Regions from separate parts of the Homo sapiens genome. Here all the other regions are linked to region 4. Evidence: read pairs that join two places in POLR2A ChIA-PET (ENCODE). Cell type or tissue: HepG2. All regions are shown on one strand. Region 1 has its middle 110 kb from the start of BCAS1-AS1. Region 2 has its middle 150 kb from the start of BCAS1-AS1. Region 3 has its middle 49 kb from the start of ZNF217. Region 4 holds the start of LOC124904935 (a long non-coding RNA gene).

The links. ChIA-PET counts read pairs that join two places held together with the same protein. Peaks named below come from ENCODE experiments on the same cell type or tissue, not always from the same donor. Only the 100,000 strongest peaks of a DNase experiment are listed, where the experiment ranks them.
Region 1: POLR2A ChIA-PET joins it to region 4 with 32 read pairs; 8 of 35 experiments call an interaction of 5 or more read pairs at or near these places.
Region 2: POLR2A ChIA-PET joins it to region 4 with 11 read pairs; 18 of 35 experiments call an interaction of 5 or more read pairs at or near these places.
Region 3: POLR2A ChIA-PET joins it to region 4 with 10 read pairs; 14 of 35 experiments call an interaction of 5 or more read pairs at or near these places.

What each region holds. Positions count from the first base shown.
Region 1 is chr20:53,798,875-53,803,874 of GRCh38, reverse strand. No RefSeq gene overlaps it. Among named protein-coding and RNA genes, the nearest start is that of BCAS1-AS1, 110 kb to the left of the region's middle. RefSeq lists an enhancer at 2,078-2,579 and a silencer at 4,559-4,759. In HepG2, no CTCF peak of the experiment used is centred here; DNase peaks (open chromatin) are centred at 118, 2,844 and 4,020; H3K4me3 peaks cover 1,163 bases.
Region 2 is chr20:53,766,843-53,771,842 of GRCh38, reverse strand. No RefSeq gene overlaps it. Among named protein-coding and RNA genes, the nearest start is that of BCAS1-AS1, 150 kb to the left of the region's middle. RefSeq lists enhancers at 3,106-3,702, 4,025-4,194. In HepG2, no CTCF peak of the experiment used is centred here; DNase peaks (open chromatin) are centred at 2,652 and 4,090; H3K4me3 peaks cover 648 bases.
Region 3 is chr20:53,640,721-53,645,720 of GRCh38, reverse strand. No RefSeq gene overlaps it. Among named protein-coding and RNA genes, the nearest start is that of ZNF217, 49 kb to the right of the region's middle. RefSeq lists enhancers at 2,303-2,352, 2,393-2,442. In HepG2, a CTCF peak has its summit at 2,779; a DNase peak (open chromatin) is centred at 2,830; H3K4me3 peaks cover 1,206 bases.
Region 4 is chr20:53,863,903-53,868,902 of GRCh38, reverse strand. LOC124904935 (a long non-coding RNA gene) reads left to right here and starts at 2,739. Exons shown (of 2, transcript XR_007067665.1): 1 at 2,739-3,842; 2 at 4,417-5,000. In HepG2, no CTCF peak of the experiment used is centred here; DNase peaks (open chromatin) are centred at 1,982, 2,482, 2,752 and 4,552; H3K4me3 peaks cover 2,476 bases.

The DNA.
Region 1 (5,000 bases), 65 kb after region 4:
CCAATGCAGGAGGATTGTTTGAGGCCAGGAGTTTGAGACCAGCCCTGGCAATACAGTGAGATCACATCTCTACAAAAGTTTAAAAATTAACTGGACATGGTGACATGCGCCTGTAGTTCCAACTACCCAGGAGACTGACATGAGAGAATTGCTTGATTCCAGGAGTTCAAGGCTGCAGTGAGCTAAGATTGAGCCACTGCACTCCAGCCTGGGCAACAGAGTAAGACCCCGCCTCAGAAAAAAAAAAAAAAAAAGGAAGGAAGGAAGGAATGAAGGGAGGGAGGGAGGGAGGGAGGGTTCCATTATCCTTGCACGGTATAAGAATACAGCAGTCTCTTGAGAGGTCGAGACGGGTGGATCACGAGATCAGGAGATCAAGACCATCCTGGCTAACACGGTGAAACCCCGTCTCTACTAAAAAACAAAAAATTAGCCGGGCTTGGTGGCGGGTGCCTGTAGTCCCAGCTACTCAGGAGGCTGAGGCAGGAGAATGGTGTGAACCTGGGAGGTGGAGCTTGCAGTGAGCCGAGATCGCGCCACCGCACTCCAGCCTGGGGGACAGCGAGGCTCCGTCTCAAAAAAAAGAATACAGCAGTATCCACCTGTTAAGATCTCTAGAGCCATGCTAGAGATATTTATTTTCAATATAATTTATTTAATTGTAAGTTTATATAACCATTTTAATAATGGCTATGTTTAACAATCAGGTCACAAAATTCCTGAAAATTTAACAGTTGGCTCTGGTTGGCCTAAGAGAACTGGCTTCAGCTCCTTGGTGCTGAGCCTGGGCTGCTCTGCCTAAACTCTCTGCCTGTTGGCACTTGATCATCTTTCAGATCTTGGCCAAGCAGTACTTGGTTAAAGAATTCTCAGTGCATTCTGCCACAGCTCGTCACACTTGGGTTAGCTAATTCTATGTACGATTATTGTTTGATTGTTGCTTTGACCGCTTATCATGTCAGCTCCACGAAAGCTGGGGCTTTCATCTATGTTTGTCCTGTCCCCTCCTGTATCTCCCATGCCATTCACAGGGCCTGGTACCCAGGAGGTGCCCAATTAACATCCATTTAAGAAATAAATGGGCTGGGCATGGTGGCTCACACCTGTAATCCCAGCACTTTGGGAGGCCAAGGAGGGTGGCTCACCTGAGGTCAGGAGTTCGAGACCAGCCTGGCCAACGTGGCAAAACCCTGTCTCTACTAAAAATATAAAAATTAGCCACACACGGTGGCATGTGCCTATGGTCCTAGCTACTCGGGAGGCTGAGGCAGGAGAATCGCTTGAGTCCAGGAGGTGGAGGTTACCGTGAGCTGAGATCGCACCACTGCACCCCATCCTGGGCAACAGAGACTCCGTCTCAAAAAAAAAAAAAGAAAGAAAAGAAATAAATGAATGAGAAATTTCCATTAAGGCTTTCTCTACTTACATGTGCAAGTTTTGGTGATGTTATGGAGAAATTAGATAAAATTTTGCACATAAAGAGTGAATGATTTGTTTACTAACTGGCCCATTCGTCAACTCTTTGCAGTAGTTCCATCTTTTTGTACCGTGGACCCTGTTGGTTGTCTGAGGAAGCCTGTGATCCCGTTCTCAGGACAAAAAAATGCACAGGCTTGCAAAGAAATCCAATTACATTAAAATGCAGTTCCCCTAAAAATGTTAAAACAAATGTATAATATGGTAATATGTGTGCATTTTTATTAACACATTAAGTGACAAGATGCAGTGCAGATTCTAACAACTGTAATTTTGAGATAGCAATAACTATAGAGGATACTTCCTATTATTTGTAACTCTGGTGTAAGATGAAAATATCTGGTTTCCACTGGCAACAAAGTCTCAAGGACTGCTAATTCTGCTGTGGTTTGCCTATATTCAAAAGGTGGAAAATAGGCCGGGCGTGGTGGCTCACGACCGTAATCCCAGCACTTTGGGAGGCCAAGGTGGGCAGATCACGAGGTCAGGAGTTCGAAACGAGCCTGGCCAACATGGCATAACCCTGTCTCTACTTAAAATACAAAAATCAGCTGGGCGTGGCAGCACACGCCTGTAGTCCCAGCTACTCAGGAGGCTGAGGTACAAGAATCGCTTGAGCCTGGCAGGCAGAGGTTGCAGTGAGTCAGGATCGCGCCACTACACTCCAGCATGGACGACAGAGCGAGACTCTGTCTCAAACAAAAAAAAAAAAAAGAAAGAAAGGGGAAAAATGAGAAAATGCAGATTAGAGTATATATGTGTTTTTGTTTGTTTGTCTGTTTGTTAATCAATGTATCATAAATTCTATCCCAGGACTGCTTGGGAGTCCGTGGACACCTGGTTAAGGATTCCTATGGACAGATCAATTAACCCAAGGGCTCCAGGAGATGCAGATCAAAGACCGCCACACAAGAAAGAGGCCACACAGATAAAGAGCCCAGGACCTGCTGTCAGACCTCCCCAGATTCAGATTCTTAGGCCTGCCCCTTATAGGCTGTGTGACCTCGGACAAGTTCCTTATTTACTCTGAGCCTGAGTGTCCTCGCTCGTAAAATGGGTCTAACAACGACCACCTCCAAGAAAGATCACGATGCTGAAATGACTCAGAACAGTGCCTGGAGTGGAAGAGCTGCTGGGAAAATAATAACTGCTATTTCTACATCAGTTATGCCAGTTCTTTTTGACCTAAGAAACTCCAGCGCTTTTAATACAATCAAACTGGGTTATTGGTGACTTACAGAGGAGACCCTAGGCAGGTAACTATTGAACCTTGAAAACCGTAACATGGACACAGAGTAGAGAGCCCATTTATCTCAACTGGATTCTTCTCAGTGGACTTCGAGCTTCTTATCAGAAAAACACTTTGATGACAGCGCTTAGTGCTTAACAGCTTAAGAGCAGTTCAAACATGCGCCAGAGGCTTGCTGAGGAGGCCCGCCCTCCAGATTCTGCAAATAGATACACTGGGGTGAGCCTGCAGCCCAATTTGCCCAGGACTGTCCTGGTTAATGCTTGCGGTCCCCGTGTGATTATTAATAGTATCTGTTGTATCCATACGAGCGTCCCAATTTAGATGATCCTATAGATGGTCACTGTTGATAAGGACCATGGCTGCCTTCTCCCTTAGCTGCCAAGCTGTGTATAGGATATTGTTTCTCCTTGGCAGAATTCAGAAAGTAAGTTTGGACCCTCTGGAATTCTGGTCCTTTTCTTCTAGGTTTCAGGCATCATTATTGCATAGGAGCTTTGAAGTCCAAAGTAATCTAGAGTTAGAATGACCAGACATCCTGGTTTCTTGGATTTTATTTTAAGTGGGAGGGGAGTTACTGAAGGGGTGATTATATATCAGTTCACTTAATCCTTATACTTATATATTAATAGCCCAGGCTTGGTGGCTCACACTTGTAACCCCAGGACTTTGGGAGGCTGAGGCAGAAGGATCGCTGAGCTCAGGAGATTGAGATCAGCCTGGGCAACACAGTAAGATCCCCATGTCTACCAAAAATTTAAAAACTTCAGCCAGGTGTGGAGGTACACACGTGTAGTCCCACCTACGCAGGAGGCTGAGGAGAATCACTTGAGTCCAGCAGGTTGAGGCTCAATGAGCCATAATCACACCACTGCCACTACACTCCAGCCTGGGCGACAGAGTGAGAACCTGTCTCAAAATAAAAATAAAAATATTATCATACTTAATAATAACGCTCTGGGGGTAAACATTGTTATTCCCATTGATGCATGAGAAGAGTAAGGCCCAGAAAGAAAAAATAACCTGTCCAGAGCCTCACAAATGGTAAACAATAGAGTCTGGACTTGATTCCAGATCACTTGACCAACTGCCCTGATTTGCAGATCCTCTGAGTTCAACCAAAGAAATGAGCACAAAAAAATCTCTCTGTGCCTGCAGGTGTGACATTCTTAACCCTGTCTTTAATACAACTGCCACATCCCAGCGTTCCTTGACAGACTGTGGAGCACACCTAAGCCACCTTGCTTGCCATAGGGTTTGGCTCCATGACCTTGATGTGAGTTCATAGATTTGTTTGCAGTTGTGAAAATTAAATGAGAGAGCGAGATTTCATTGTGTGTGTGGAGTGTGTGTGTGTGTGTTGGGGGAGGGAGGAGAACAAACGATTTTAAATTCAGCCTAAAATTAAATGCACATTGGATGCATGCCAAACGGACTCCACAACCACCAGACTTTGCAAGTTTCAACGATTTCCAAGTCCTTCCTTTGTTTTTTTTTCTTTTTTTGAGACGGAGTCTCACTGTGTCGCCAGGCTGGAGTGCAGTGGTGCGATCTTGGCTCACTGCAAGCTCTGCCTCCCAGGTTCAAGCAATTCTCCTGCCTCAGCCTCCTGAGTAGCTGGGATTACAGGCACGCACTACCACGCCCAGCTAATTTTTGTATTTTTAGTAGAGATGGGGTTTCACTATGTTGGCCAGGATGGTCGCAATCTCCTGACCTCATGATCCGTCTGCCTTGGCCTCCCAAAGTGCTGGGATTACAGGCATGAGCCACTGTGCCCAGCCTGCAAGCCCTTCTTCTGCCGAGTGCTATGCTAGTTTCTAGAAGAAGAGGGATGTTACTCATTCATCTGCTATGCATGGTCCACTATGTTCCAAGGTGGGAGACGTGTACAGAGGTGAGCACCTCCAGCCTTCAGGCCACTTATATTCCCAGGTGTAGGTGATAGATAGGCAAATGCGTGCACTCTGGTTGTTGAAGATGTAGAGCAATTGGACTCCTCCTGCACCACTTGTGGTCATGTAAAATGGTATGGCCACTTTGGAGAACATTCTGGCAGTTCCCTGTTTGGTTAAATATAGAGTTACCATATCACCCAGCAATTCCACTCCTAGGTATTTTACCCAAGAGAAATGAAAACACATGTTCACACACAGACTTGCACATGACTGTTTATAGCAGCAATATTCACAATAGACAGAAGGTGGAAACAACCCAAATGTCCATTACAGGATGAATGGATAAACAAAATGTAGCATATGCATACAATTGCTTA
Region 2 (5,000 bases), 97 kb after region 4:
CAACAGTTTCCAGGCAAGCTGTGCGGGGATGGTTTAAAATTTTAAAATAGAGAAAATATAAACAGTAACAATTGAATGTTTTTAAAGACACAAGAAGGAAGCATAGGTCATAATAACAGAAGCCCTGGGCATCTTTTAGCATGATTTTTTGTATTTTTAATGCTAAAAAAGATTTATTTGTTGCCGAATAGCTTTAACAGAAGTGCTATGGCAGAGTGGTTAAGAAAACAGGAGCTAAAATTAGACAGATATTGCCGAGCACAGTAGCTCACACCTGTAATTCCAGCACTTTGGGAGGCTGAGGCGGGTGGATCACCTGAGGTCAGGAGTTCGAGACCAGCCTGGCCAACATGGTGAAATCCTGTCTCTATTAAAAATTCCAAAAATTACCCAGACGTGGTGGTGCGTGCCTGTAATCCCAGTTACTCAGGAGGCTGAGGCAGAAGAATCACTTCAACCCAGGAGGCAGAGGTTGCAGTGAGCCGAGATTGTGCCACTGCACTCCAGCCTGGGCAACAGAGCGAGACTCCGTCTCTTAAAAAAAAAAGACCTTAAATTCTAGATCAGTGCAATTTTGCCCCCTTGCCCCAGAAGACATTTGGTAATATCTGGAGACATTTTTTATTGTCCAGCTGGCGGGGGGCAAGGAGAAGCTGCTGGTGGCATCCAGTGAGTGAAGGCCGGGGACACACTACATACAGACCCTGTCAGGCACAGAACGGCCCCTGGAACAAAAAGTTACCTGGTCCCAACTGTCAATAGTGTTGAGAGTGACAGCTCCTATTCTACCCTGTTCTAGAAGGGGAGGGGAAAAACAATGCTAGAATTAAATAGAAAAGACAATTCCAGATACTGCTCAGTGCTGCGAAGCCACTGAAGCAGGGCAGGGGACATCAGGGAAGGCTCCTGGAGGAAGTGACATTTTTGCTGAACAGGAACAGTTAGAAAAGAGCCAGGCAGGCCAGGCGCGGTGGCTCATACCTGTAATCCCAACACTTTGGGAGGTCGAGGCAGGTAGATCACGAGGTCAGGAGATTAACACCATCCTGGCCAACATGGTGAAACCCCATCTCTACTAAAAATACAAAAATTAGATGGGTGTGGTGGTGCGAACCTGTAGTCCCAGCTACTCGGGAGGTTGAGGCATGAGAATCACTTGAACCCAGGAGACAGAGGTTGCAGTGAGCTGAGATCCCGCCACTGCACTCCAGCCTGGCAACAGAGCAAGATTCTGTCTCAAAAAAAAAAAAAAAAAAAAAAAAAAAAGAGCCAGGCAAAGCTCTGGGGGCAGAACTGTAGAGGCCCAGGGAAAAGCAAGGGCAAAAAACCCTGAGGCCAGACCAAGTTGCAGTGAACAGAGGCAGATGCACGTGCGCTACCATGCCCAGCTAATTTTTGTATTTTTAGTAGAGATGGGGTTTTACCATGTTAAGAAAATAAAATATCCAGTTCTCCCCAGTCATTCCCAGGGTGATTAAGGTGGGGAAGGGTCAGAGTGAGCTGGCAATTTTGATGTTTGAAAGTTCTGGCTGGGCACAGTGGCTCAAACCTGTAAACCCAGCACTTTGGGAGGCCAAGGCGGGCAGACCACTTGAGCCGAAGAGTTTGAGACCAGCCTGACCAACATGGTGAAACCTCATCTCTATTTTAAAAAATACAGCCGGACACGATGGCTCACACCTGTAATCCCATCACTTTGAGAGGCCCAGGCGGGTGGATCACTTGAGGTCAGGAGTTTGAGACCAGACTGGCCAACATGGTGAAACCTTGTCTCTATTAAAAACAGAAAAATTAGCCGGGCATGGTGGTGCACGCCTGTAATCCCGGCTACTTGGGAGGCTGAGGCAGGAGAATTGCTTGAACCTGGGGGATGGAAGTTGCAGCAAGCCGAGATTGCACCACTGCACTTCAGCCTGAGCAACAGAGAAAGACTCTGTCTCAAAAGAATATGTGTGTGTGTGTGTGTATATATATATATATGTGTGTGTGTATATATGTGTGTGTGTATATATATATGTGTGTATATATATGTGTGTGTGTATATATATGTATATATGTGTGTGTGTGTGTGTGTGTGTGTGTGTGTGTGTGTGTATCTCTCTAGAATCCTGGTTTGGTGGCACACATCTGTAGTCCCAACTACTCAGGAGGTTGAGGTGGGAGGATGGCTTGAGACTGGGAGGTTGAGGCTGCAGTGAGCCGAGACTGCAGCACTGCACTCTAGCGTGGGCAGCAGAGTGAGACCCTGTCTCAAAAGAAAGTTCTGGATGAAGAAAACCAAGATTTAACAAGGGCAAAAGAGCAATAAAAATGATTCCAATTTTTGGAAGCTTACAAGAACCATCGTTGTACCAAAATTATCCTATATGAGATATTAGAAAACCAAAAAACTAGTTCAAATAAGAAAAAAATTCTGTAAAATATAGAAATCTACTTAGGAGTCTGATGCGGGCATATGCAGTTGATTGTCAGCCCTGTCTACCACGGAGGAGCCACATTAAACAAGGCATTAACTGTAGTCCACGTCAAGCTACTTCCAAGTGGCTGTTTAAAGATTTTTAAACATAGGGGATATTGTTTATGAAATGTAATCTGATCACCCAAGCAAAAATGACACAAATTCCACAGCAACTGCAGAGATTAAAGAAGTGTTTTAAGGACAAACTCCACATGAATCCCTTATCTAGCACCCGTCTTGTAAATTTACTCACCAAATAAGAGCTTTCAGGAGAGACGCTAAGGGATAAAGACAATTCACTCTTCAGAGAAAGACTTTCAGTGGACTTTGAAATTCCACTTTCAAATTGAGGCATAAACACCACTAAACCTGTGGGATTAAAAGACATAGTAAGGCATTATTATGTTTTTTACAGAGCCTAAAAATAATATTAATGTAATAATAACAGCAGCTGTATAATGAAAAGAGGCTCCGATAAAATTACAAAAAAATACAAATTTAAAAAAAAATAATAACAGCAGCGGACATTTCCTGAGCTAAGTGTTTTCTACTTATTAACTCTAATTGTCAAAGGGATTTATCATCTTCCTTTTGTAGATGAGGGCAATGGGGTCTCCCAGGGGGGTGTGTGGCTTGCCCCAAAATGCACAGCTATTGAACAATGTCCAGGCTCTGACAGGGGCAGGTCAGTGCTAAGTCAGTCTCCAAACTATGTTCCTTGTCGCATCTTGAGTAAGTTAATTCAGTGCCTCCCGGCATGGGGGAGAGAACAATGTAGAGATCACTTTCAGAGACTAATAATAACAACTAGCCTTAATTGAGCACCTGCTGTGTGCTCCATTCCAAGGCTAAGTGCTTTCACTCAGATCATCTCATCTGATTTTCATGATAAGCCTAGGAGTAGGTACTTCTATTATTTTCACTCGACAGCTGAGGGACCTAGGGCTCAGGTAGGTTCAGTAACTTAGCTAAGGTTACACATCCACGAAGGGCCAAAACCAGATATGAAACCCTGTAGTCAGATCTACCTGTCTACATGTTTAGCCAATACACTACAGTGAGGCAAATGGAAAAGAAATCACAAGTAGACGGGGTAGGTTAGAAGTTTGGATGCAACTCAGACATAGTCTCATTGCATCCCATGTATATTTCTCTTCACAGCAAATTGAAAATGGTGATTAACTGCAACCAAATTAAAATTTATATAATGAGTTGAACTCTTTCAGGAGTTTTCTCTGTTTTTCTGTTGATACCTCTCTATATTTTAAGGCAATGTCACTTTGCTTTGCTTACAAATATATTGAATATGTCAAGATTACTATTTTGTTATTACCTTTGTGAATTTCCTTGTCTATTTTGCTGGCTTGTTCTTCCAGATGAAATTTATTATTTGATTAATGTTGCCAAAAATGGTAAGAAAAATATCAATTATAGTAATAAAATGTTTTGTGGGGAAAGCATGGTAATTAAATGATTAGTTGTGAAAGTATTTCTTTGGTGTGTGCTTCCATTTGATTAGATTGTAAGACTTTTATCTGCCTTGGTGTCTCATTCCCGGTGTCTGTCACAGAGTTTGCACATAGCCAATGCTCCACTGGTATCTTTTAACAGGTTTGGGGGACTTGGGGCTTGTTTTGGTTTTGGTTTTGGTTTTGGTTTGAGTAAATGAAGCAATCATTGGAAAGGTGTAGGGGAAGTGCAAAGAGCCATAGGACCAGGGAATCCGAAATCATGGTTCCAAACTAGAAAGCAAGCACTTTCACTTTTTTCTTTCAAAATTTCTTTCTTCCAGAAACTTAATCCTAGCACAATTTTGATCACTAGGCCAAAATCATTCTACATGTCTGTCTTAGTCCCTTTGGGCTACCGTAACAAAATACCATAGACTGGGTAGCTTAGAGCAACAGACATTGATTTCTCCCAGTTCTAGAAGCTGGAAGTCAGAGAACAGAATGTCAGCATCTGGTATCCTGATCTCTGACTCCCACTGACCTCTGGGTACTACCATCAGGCTCTGGTGACAGCCGGCTTCCAGGCTGCAGACTGCCAACGTGGCAGAAAGGGAAAGTTCCCTGGGATTGCCTTTATAAGGGCACTAATCCCACGCATGAGGGCTCCACTCTCATGACCTCACCACCTCCCAAAGATCCCCACCTTCAAATACCAACACATTAGGGATTAAGATTTCAACAGATGAATTTGGAGGGAAAACAAACATTCAGTCCATCGCTATGTCCGCCATCAAAGAAAGAAACTCGGAAACACTCAAATGGTTACTTCCCACACACTCAGCTTCCAACCTTCAGCACCATTGGGTTTATTTTATTTTATTTATTTATTTATTCATTTATTTTTTTGAGATGGAGTCTCACACTCTCGCCTGGGCTGGAGTGCAATGGCGCAATCTCGGCTGACTGCAACCTCCACCTCCCGGGTTCAAGCAACTCTCCTGCCTCAGCCTCCTGAGTAGCTGGGATTACAGGTGCCCACCACCACGCCCGGCTAATTTGTTGTATTTTTAGTAGAGACGAGGTTTCACTAT
Region 3 (5,000 bases), 220 kb after region 4:
ACAAAGCACACACTACATGTGCAAGGCCTTTGCTGAACCCAGGGAAAGGAAGAATGATAAACAGAAGCTGATCTTTGCCTTTGAGTTTACTTAACATATAAATAGCAGGTATCTTCCAGATGCGAGTAACTGTACTAAATACTTTAGATTAGGGGTCAGTAAACATTCTGCAAAGCATCAGCTAATACCTGTTTTAGGCTTTGAGCGCTAGAGGCTTTGTCTTAACCGGAAGTAGAACAGAGGCCATTGCCAATATGTAAATGAGTAGGCTCAACTGTGTTCCAATAAAACTTTATTTACAGAAATAAGCAGCTGCCCAGATTGACCTAGATGGCTGAGACCTGCTTTCAATGGATTGTCATCCATCTGTCACAGCCCACTCTTTTTTTTTTTGAGACAGAGTCTTGCTCTGTCGCCCAGGCTGAAGTGCAGTGGCATGATCTTTGGCTCACAGCAACCTTTGCCTCCTGGGTTCAAGTGATTCTCCTGCCTCAGTCTCTAAGTAGCTGGGATTACAGGTGCGCGCCACCATGCCTGGATAATTTTTGTATTTTTAGTAGAGACGGGTTTCATCATGTTGGCCAGGCTGGTCTTGAATTCTTGGCCTCAGGTGATCTACCCATCTCAGCCTCCCAAAATGCTGGGGTTACACTGCGCCCAGCCGCACAGCCCACTCTTAAGACTAGCACTATTATTATTATTATTATCATCATTTCATTTCATTTTATTTATTCTTTTGAGACATAGTCTCATTCTGTTGCCCAGGCTGGAGTGCTGTGGCCTGATGTCGGCTCACTGCAACCTCTGCCTCCCAGGCTCAAGTGATTCTCATGCCTCAGCCTCCCCAGCAGCTGGGATTACAGGCACCCGCCACCACACCCAGCCTGGGCGACAGAGAGAGATCCTGTCGAAAGAAAGAAGAAAGAAAGAAAGGGAGAAAGAAAGAGAAAGAGGGAGGGACAGAGGGAGGGAGGGAAACCACCTGAATATTTGTGTTAGCTTAAACTCAATTTCAGCTGTAATCATGGAAATCAAATTTATATAAGAAAATATCAGATTAATTCAGTTTTCATACACACATTCACTCGAATTTTTAAATTTCATCAATTGATTTTAGAAAAGAGCAGCATAGTGAAAAAAAGTGAAGAACTATATTCTTGCCAAATTTATACCTAAATTTTACTGAAATATTAATTAGTTTTTTTTGTTGTTGTTTTTGTTTTTCTGGAGACAAGGTCTTGCTTTGTTGCCCAGGCTGGAGTTCGGTGACAATCTTGGCTCACTGCAGCGTCAACCTCCCAGGCTCAAGAGATTCTTCCACCACAGCCTCCAGACTAGTTGGGACTACAGGTGCACACCACCACAACCAGCGATCTCGGCTCACTGCAACCTCTGCCTCCTGGGTTCAAGCAATTCTCCTGCCTCGGCCTCCCTAGTAGCTGGGATTACGGGCATGCACCACCATGCCCAGCTAATTTTGTATTTTTAGTAGAGACGGGGTTTCTCCATGTTGGTCAGGCTGGTCTCCAACTCCCTACCTCAGGTGATCCACCCACTTAGGCCTCTCAAAGGTGCTGGGATTACAGGTATGAGCCATTGCGCCTGGCCCATTTTTCATAAGAATTATAAAATTGCATTGTTTCTGACATGGGCGTAATCTATGATCTGCCTTCACCAAAAACATGCAGAGGAAAATAAAATACATATTTTTTATTTTTAGTTTCTCTGCTCTTTTGGCTTTATTGTTTGAAATCTTTTTATTAGTAATAGGTATGTTTGGTGTTCACTTTTTCCATACAGTGCATTAATGTGTGGTTTAAATACAAATTTAAGTGCAAAATTATAAGACAGTAGCCTGGAAAGGCCCATTTGGGCAGATGTGGCTTATTAAAAATCCCAGCTGGGTGCAGTGGCTCACCCCTGTAATCCCAACATTTTGGGAGGCTGAGATGGGCAGATCACCTGAGGTCAGGAGTTCAAGACCAGCCTGACCAAGATGGTGAAACACTGAGTCTACTAAAAATACAAAAATTAGCTGGGCATATGCTGGGCACCTGGAATCCCAGCTACTCAGGAGGCTAAGGCAGGAGAATCCCTTGAACCTGGGAGGCAGAAGTTGCAGTGAGCCAAGATCGTGCCATTGCACTTCAGCCTGGGTGACAAGAGCAAAACTCGGTGTCAAAAAAAAAAAAAAAATCACAATTTTTGGGTTTCTTTTAAAACTTAAAAATGGAGGATGAATTTCCAGCATCCTGCTACTCGGACGGAGGAAACAGAACAGGAACAAAGCTGAAGTGAGCTAGGCAGGCCGAGGGAACCTCTGGCTGCCTCCCATTGCTGCTGCACGCAGGTAATGCAGCGGTTCATAGCCTGCCTTCCAGCCCTGGTGTTAGACGACTTTCAGTTACAGTATTGTGGTGAATCATTTCCTTCCAAGGCTCAGGGTGATCTATCACACGGGCGTGTTGTCTAGATTTTAACAACAATATGAGCAGAAAAGTTCCTCATTCCAGAAATGCAAAACAAATTACATAAGAAGTGTATTCTTTAAAGGAAAAAGCAAAGTCTACATAAAGGCATAATGAATAGGAAGAACAATTATGCGTGGGAAAACAAAGCTCTTTAAAAAAATCATCAAAGAAATGAGGTTTTTCTTCCCTTGTCTAATTTATAACAGTGACGTTCCTTTTGAAGACAGGAGCAGGGGCATAGGAGCTGGAGTATCGGCCTTAGCTGTGCCTTTTGTAATGTCACTAGGGACAGGGAGGGGGAGGAGTTGTGACGGTGTTGGAAACACTGGCCCTGGTGTATTATTGCTTGCACTACAGGAGTTTTTGGTTGCCAAATCAATACCTTGGTTGTCCTTGAAAAACCCTGCAGGTCTGTTTTTAATAGCTTGCTACACCGGTGAAATTACCCTGATTACTTAGCAAAGCCTCACCTTTGATCCACTGATCTAGTTAGAGACCTGTGTGAGAGAGAGAGAGCCTGTGGCCCCAGAGATATTAACAAATTAGAAGAAGAAGGAAGGGAAAACTGCAACTTACAGAAATACAGGAAGTCTGAGGTTTGTCAGTTGTTGAAACATTTGATATTGTCTTTTAAGAGTCTCCGTGGTCTGAGAGCTTTCTTTGGGATAACAAAATACTAACATTAAAGAGCAACGTTCGGGCACAGTGACTCACGCCTATAATCCCAGCACTTTGGGAGGCCAAGGTGGGTGGTTCACGAGGTCAGGAGTTCGAGACCAGCCTGACCAACATGGTGAAATCCTGTCTCTACTAAAAGTACAAAAATTAACCGGGCATGGTGTCATGTGCTTGTAATCCCAGTAGGAGAATCGCTTGAACCCGGGAGGCGGAGGTTGTAGTGAGTCGAGATCGCGCCACTATGCTCCAGCCTAGGCGACAGAGCAAGACTCTGTCTCAAACAAACAAACAAAAAAAGAGCAACAACAATAACACCACAGCAAAGCCACCTGCTATTCAAAATCAAGAACAGTGGATCAATCCAAATTAAAGAATGGTGGCTGGTATTGTTTTCCACCTCACTCTCCCAAGAGATACATATGCCCAAAAACATTTCCATTTCCTGTTCATGCAACAGTGAAGTGAAGGGTCATTTTCCTTCCAATTTTTGTACTCATTAGACAGAGTGCCTTTTAAGCATTTATTTATTTTTAAATTAACAGACTTTATTTATTTATTTATTTTTGAGAGGGCGTTTTGCTTTTGTCACCCAGGCTGGAGTGCAATGGCATGATCTCGGCTCACTGCAACCTCTGCCTCCTGGGTTCAAGCAATTATCATACCTCAGCCTCCTGAGTAGCTGGGACTACAGACGTGTGCCACTAGGCCTAGCTAATTTTTTTGTATTTTTAGTAGAGACGGGGTTTCACCATTTTGGCCAGTCTGGTCTCGAACTCCTGACCTCAGGTAATCTGCCCGCCTCAGCCTCCCAAAGTGCTAGGATTACAGGCATGAGCCACCACGCCCGACCCAGACTTTATTTTTTTAGAGGAGTTTTAGTTTACAGAAAATTGACCAGACGGTGTGACAAGTTCTCATATGCCCTCTTCTCCAACTCCCTCCTTCCATCTGTACAATTCCCCCTATTAGTAACATCCTGCATTGATGTGGTCCATTTGATACACTTGATGAACGAATAGTAATACATTATTACTAATTAACGTTTATAGTTTACATTACAGTTCACTCTTTGTGTTGTACAGGACTATGAGTTTTGACAAATGCATAGTGACATGTATCTACCATTACAGTATCATACAGAATAGTTTCACTGCCCTAAAATACCCTCCTTTTATATTTCAACAAGCTGCCCTTCCAAGTTCTGTCCTTTCAACATAACTGCTCTTTTTTTTTTTTGAGACAGAGTCTTGCTCTGTCGCCCAGGCTGGAGTGCAGTGGCTCGATCTCGGCTCGCTGCAACCTCCGCCTCCTGGGGTCAAGCGATTCTCCTGCCTGTCTCCCGAGTAACTGGGATTACAGGCACACACTACCACACCTGGCTAATTTTTAAATATTTTTAGTAGAGACAGGGTTTCACCATATTGGTCAGGCTGGTCTTAAGCTCCTGACCTTGTGATCCACCTTCTTCGGCCTCCCAAAGTGCTGGGATTACAGGCGTGAACCAATGCACCCAGCCCATAACTGCTCATTTTTTCTCGTTTTTCCTTCTCCAAGGTGCTTTTATTTTAGGAATAGATGAAAGTTGATTCTCTTTGTTGGCAGAGACCTACAGAAAGTCATTTTGTGGCCAAGCATAGTGGCTCACGCCTGTAATCCCAGCACTCTGGGAGACCGAGGCGGGTGGATCATCTGAGGCCAGGAGGTCGATACCAGCCTGGTCAACATAGGGAAACCCCATCTCTACTAAAAATACAAAAATTATCAGGTTGTGGTGGTGCACGCCTATAGTCCCAGCTACTCAGGAGGCTGAGGCGGGAGAATCCCTTTAACCAAGGAGGCGGAGGTTGCAGT
Region 4 (5,000 bases):
ACAATATATTATATGTTGTATGTATTATATATATTATGTTTTATATAATATATATTATATGCATTATATAATATATATTATATGCGTTATATATGATATATAATATATATAATATATTATTATATATATTATATATTATGATTATATATATTACATAATATATATTCTATAATATATATTATATATAAATAATAAATTATATATAATATATCATATGTAGTATATTGTATATAAAATATATAATATATTGTATATAAAATATATAATATATTGTATATAAAATATATAATATATTGTATATAAAATATATAATATATTGTATATAAAATATATAATATATTGTATATAAAATATATAATATATTGTATATAAAATATATAATATATTGTATATAAAATATATAATATATTGTATATAAAATATATAATATATTGTATATAAAATATATAATATATTGTATATAAAATATATAATATATTGTATATAAAATATATATGTGTATATATGTATTTTAGAGGCAATGTCTTCCTACATTACCCAGGCTTGACTAGAACTCCTGGGCTTAAAGGAACCTCCTGCCTCAGCCATCTGAGTAGCTGGGGCTACAGGTGAACCCACTGTGCCCAGCTCTCAATTTTCACATTTTTTATTTTCATGACTGTAGAGGGAACAGCTACTGTCACCAGATACTGGTGAGCACCCTACACTGCCCGGGACAGCCACCAACAATAAAGAATGTTCTAGTCGTAAATATTAGCGCCAAGGATGGGAATCTTGGATATAGAGAAATTGGGAAAAATGATGAGGGGGAAAGTGGGGGACCTTATTTACTGATGATGTCCATGGGGTATTTCCTAAGTAAGAAACAGCAGACAACTTTTGCCTCGTTTGATGGTGGTTCTCTTCTATTGACTGCTGTTTATTTTTTTCCGAAGACTTGGGTGTGTGACATAAGTAATCCCATGGTAGCCCAGGGCACAATGGGAGAAATGAAAAATGGAAGGCAGGTTCAAACATGCAGTGTGACTGCAAGAGTAACCTTCCTGTTCTAAGACTTGAAAAAGTTTTCAGATCCTTGGTGTATTTTATCAGCAGAACGTTCATCTGCATATGGCATTCAGAAGCAAACTAAACTTTTCTTTCCCCCCTGAGTCTTTTGTTTCCAAATCAATGGGAAACAAAGGATACCCCTGCTCCATTCAGGCAGTTTCAATGATTCTCAAATCAACGTGGGAGCAGTCGTTGGGCCATTTAAAATATACAGTGATAAAAAAAAAAGCATACTTATTAACCTTGTAAACATTCTATAAAAGTACAAGGGGAACCTTTATAAAGAATAGCCAAGTGTCCTTTTTATAGAATAGCCTTTTGTACTTTGAAATGTTCATGTCTATAAAATAGAACTGGACAGACGAGCCTAATGCAATTTCCATGTCTTCTAGTAATTGTTCCGTTAAAACATTATTTTTCAGCGTCTTAACACCCGGAAGATTAAGTTACCTCAACCCAAGATCAGTTCCACTTTAAAAAAGCACTTTCGACCCATATTTAACCAACCGTCAGAGAGGATTCAAAAGAGGGCTAATTGAGCACTGAGTGTTTGAAGCATTCAAATCAAGGCCCAGGTTTCTTCTTGAAAACAGCAACAGCTCAGCCTGGCAGGAAGCAGGGATTAGACAAGAGAATCGATTGAAACTTGCCTTCCAAACTGGAAGAAAAACTTTCAATAAGAAAGCGTGAAGTTTGAAATCACTGCATGTTATATTATTCATCTTTCAAACTGCCTCCAGCCTTATTGGATGGCATTTTCTCCTCTTACCCAGCTCTGAGCTGCCACTGTAATTCACCAAGAAACCCACTTTAGCAAGAATGACCCACCCTTCAGAGGGAAGTAGCCACCCTTAGCCTGGTTCTCTTTACCACTCTGTTCTGTCCCCACTCTATCTGCACTCTATCTCTTCATTCTATCTACATGTTTTGCAATTCCCTCTGGTATTCCAAGGCCAGTGAAATCACAGCCTCCAGTAAGGGTGCTAAACCCGAATATATTCACTGCTAAGCTGTATTTTTAACCCTTTTCACCCACCAATTTCAATGTTCTCTTTAATAGGTTAGCTATGGCAGACCTCATCAGAATCAAGTTATGGGAAGGCAAGCTGGAAAACCTCACAGGGGGGATTTCATGAAGAGAAAAGCCTGGGTGTTTTTCATCTGAATTCTTGTCCTCATCTCCCTTACCACCCCCAACAAATACAAGCAGCGGGAAACTAACAGTGATAATCAGTAATCTAATAAACTCAGCCAGCCTCAAGTTCTGTTGTTGTTTTCCTTAAAACAAACAAAACGAAACAAAAATAAGCATTCTGCCCAGAATTGAGAGAGAGAGAGAGAGAGAGAGAAAAGCTCTCTCCTAAAATCCCACAAGTTTGCTGCCAGTGATTCAGTACATACCTGACCAAAAAAAAAAAAAAAAAAATGTTGCTTAACTGGTTTGGTTGTTTCAGCTGGCTACTACCAAGAGAAGTAAACAGGACCTTATCATTTCAGTTAAGTCTGGCTTGAGCATTATTTTCAAGTAAATATTTATAATTTCAATGCTATTCCATTGCTACCACTGCTGTCTTTGGATTGGACCGACTGAAACATTGTCTTGGATTAGCCCGACTCCATAGCAACAGGCCAGGAGAGGCTGCACCCTCCTTGCCTGTCCTTTCTGTGGCTGGGGAGGAGAGGAGGAGGTATTTGGTGACACTCGCCATCAGGACTTTGCAGCTCTCTTGCCAGATAGCAGCTGAATTGAAGAATATCCTTCCTTTGCCATTTGGGCTCCAGTCCATCAGGATTTTTGCTGATCACTTTGCACATCTCAATGAATTTGACACACGGGCATTTTTTTTTCTCTCTCTCTCTCCTCATTCAGGAAGTGGAGAGCTGAGCCCTGAGATTCTTTCTGCTCCGATGATATAAACAAATTGTAGAGGAAGTCAAGTCAAACTTTCCCTTGCTTCTTTTGTTCTCCCAAATAGCAATTCAGAAAACAGAGCCAACTTTTCTTGGATGACTTTTAAAGATTGCTCTTTAACTAGAAAGGCAGAAACCCTCTTGCTTTATTTTGTATCTGTAAAAACAAAGATTCTCCTAAACATATTTTGTTTTCAAAAAAGCAGAAATGCCCTAGAAGTTAAAAAAAAAAAATAGCTGTTTTCTGAGACTTTTCAAACCAAATTGCTCTTTTGTCATTACACAGTTACCTAATTGTTTTTTCTTTCCTTGACAAATCTCCAGGCTAAAATACAAACAAGAGAGCAATAACGATCTTTGCGTGGATAATAGCTAAACCTGAATAGAAGCTTCCAGGGCCCTAATACACAGCCAAGGAAAGCTAACAGTCATGATTCAATAAAGGTGCCTTGTAAGGCATGTGCCAGACAGAAAGGAGACACCATATCTGTGTAATCTACAGACACTGCTTTAAACATCACATAATTAAGTCCTTCCCATGGTGGTGGCTACTTGAAGCTTTATCATTAGCTTGTAAGATTTCATCTCTGGGTTTCACCGATGGTTCTGAGAATGAACATTTTCAAACCAGAGGCACCTGCTAATCCAGGAGACATACTCACCACGCCTATTCTCGTCCTCCAGTGAAAGAAGCTCTATGTTAAATGACTGAAGGGAAACAGAAGGGAATATGTAACAAAATATATACAGGAGCAGCCCCGGGGTGGCTTTCCATGCTGAGTGTTCTATTACATTAATCCTGGCACACAAAAAATGCGACAGCCACATGGATATCAATATGCCTGCATTGTTTGTCTTCCATCGGCCCTCTCTGTACACAGGTGGGTAGCCAAACTTCATCACAGGCCTATTCTCTCGTGAAACATAATAGAGTTCAAACACAGGCTCGAACTGCTTCCTGAGTCTCAGTGTTCTCCTCTGTAAAATGGGATATCTGGTGGCTGTGTCACATGGGTTAGAAATAATATGAGTATAGATACAGAGAGATTTCTCGGTTAATCCAATGTGCGGCTCCTGTTAGGTTCTCGATAAAAAATTGCTGTGATATTAAAATTCATAACACTATGTGAGTTCTCCTGGGTCAGGAAAAACTAGCATTGGTAGAAGCTCAACCTTGCAATATTTGCAGTTATTTCTGTCAGAACGCTTTTCCTCAGTCACGATCCTCTCCTCCCTCTTTATCTATAAATACGCATATACTGTAGATATTTATAGACTAATAGGTATATAAAATCCTTTATGCAAGTTGTAATTGACTGTGTAATTATTGAATAAACAGTGGATGAAAGGATAATGGTAGGTTCTGAAAGCCAGCTTTAATTCACGTTTTATTTTATATTCATTAAACTGTTTACTTACTTGTCTACATTCTCCTCTCTGTTGATTATTTTCCAGGCATGCATTTCCCTCGAGCAATGATCAGGCTGAGAAAGTGATTTCATTTACATTGCAAAGGAGACAGAAAAACAAACAGAAAACCCAGAGGCCACGACTTCCCGGGAGTGCTCCAGAGTGTGTGTATTGCTAGTAGAAGCTATGTGCACCTCCACACCCCGGAACTATTTTTGAAGCTTTGATGTAGAAACGCACAATACCTACAGCGACCTTAAATTTCTGTAAAACAAATATAGCATGCATTGATGCAATTGCCATATATTTATAGAATTCAACAATTGCCTTCCACCAACTTTATCAAATATCTGCTGCATGGGGGCGGTGCTAGGACAGAAACATAAACAGCTCTGATTGGTCCATTATGCAGACGAAGCACATGCTTCAAGGACCAGAAAAGCAGAGAGAACACCGTGCTCCTGCCTTACTGGCCAAATGATGCAACAAGAAAATTCAGGAAAGTTAATTTAAGTTTCAACATACAGATTTTTTTGTCCCTTGGAAGACACAGTTTTAAGTTTTAGTTGAGTTTTGTTTTCATTTTTATTTGGGTACAGGTCTTGGGATAGTTCGGATTTGTGTTCAGA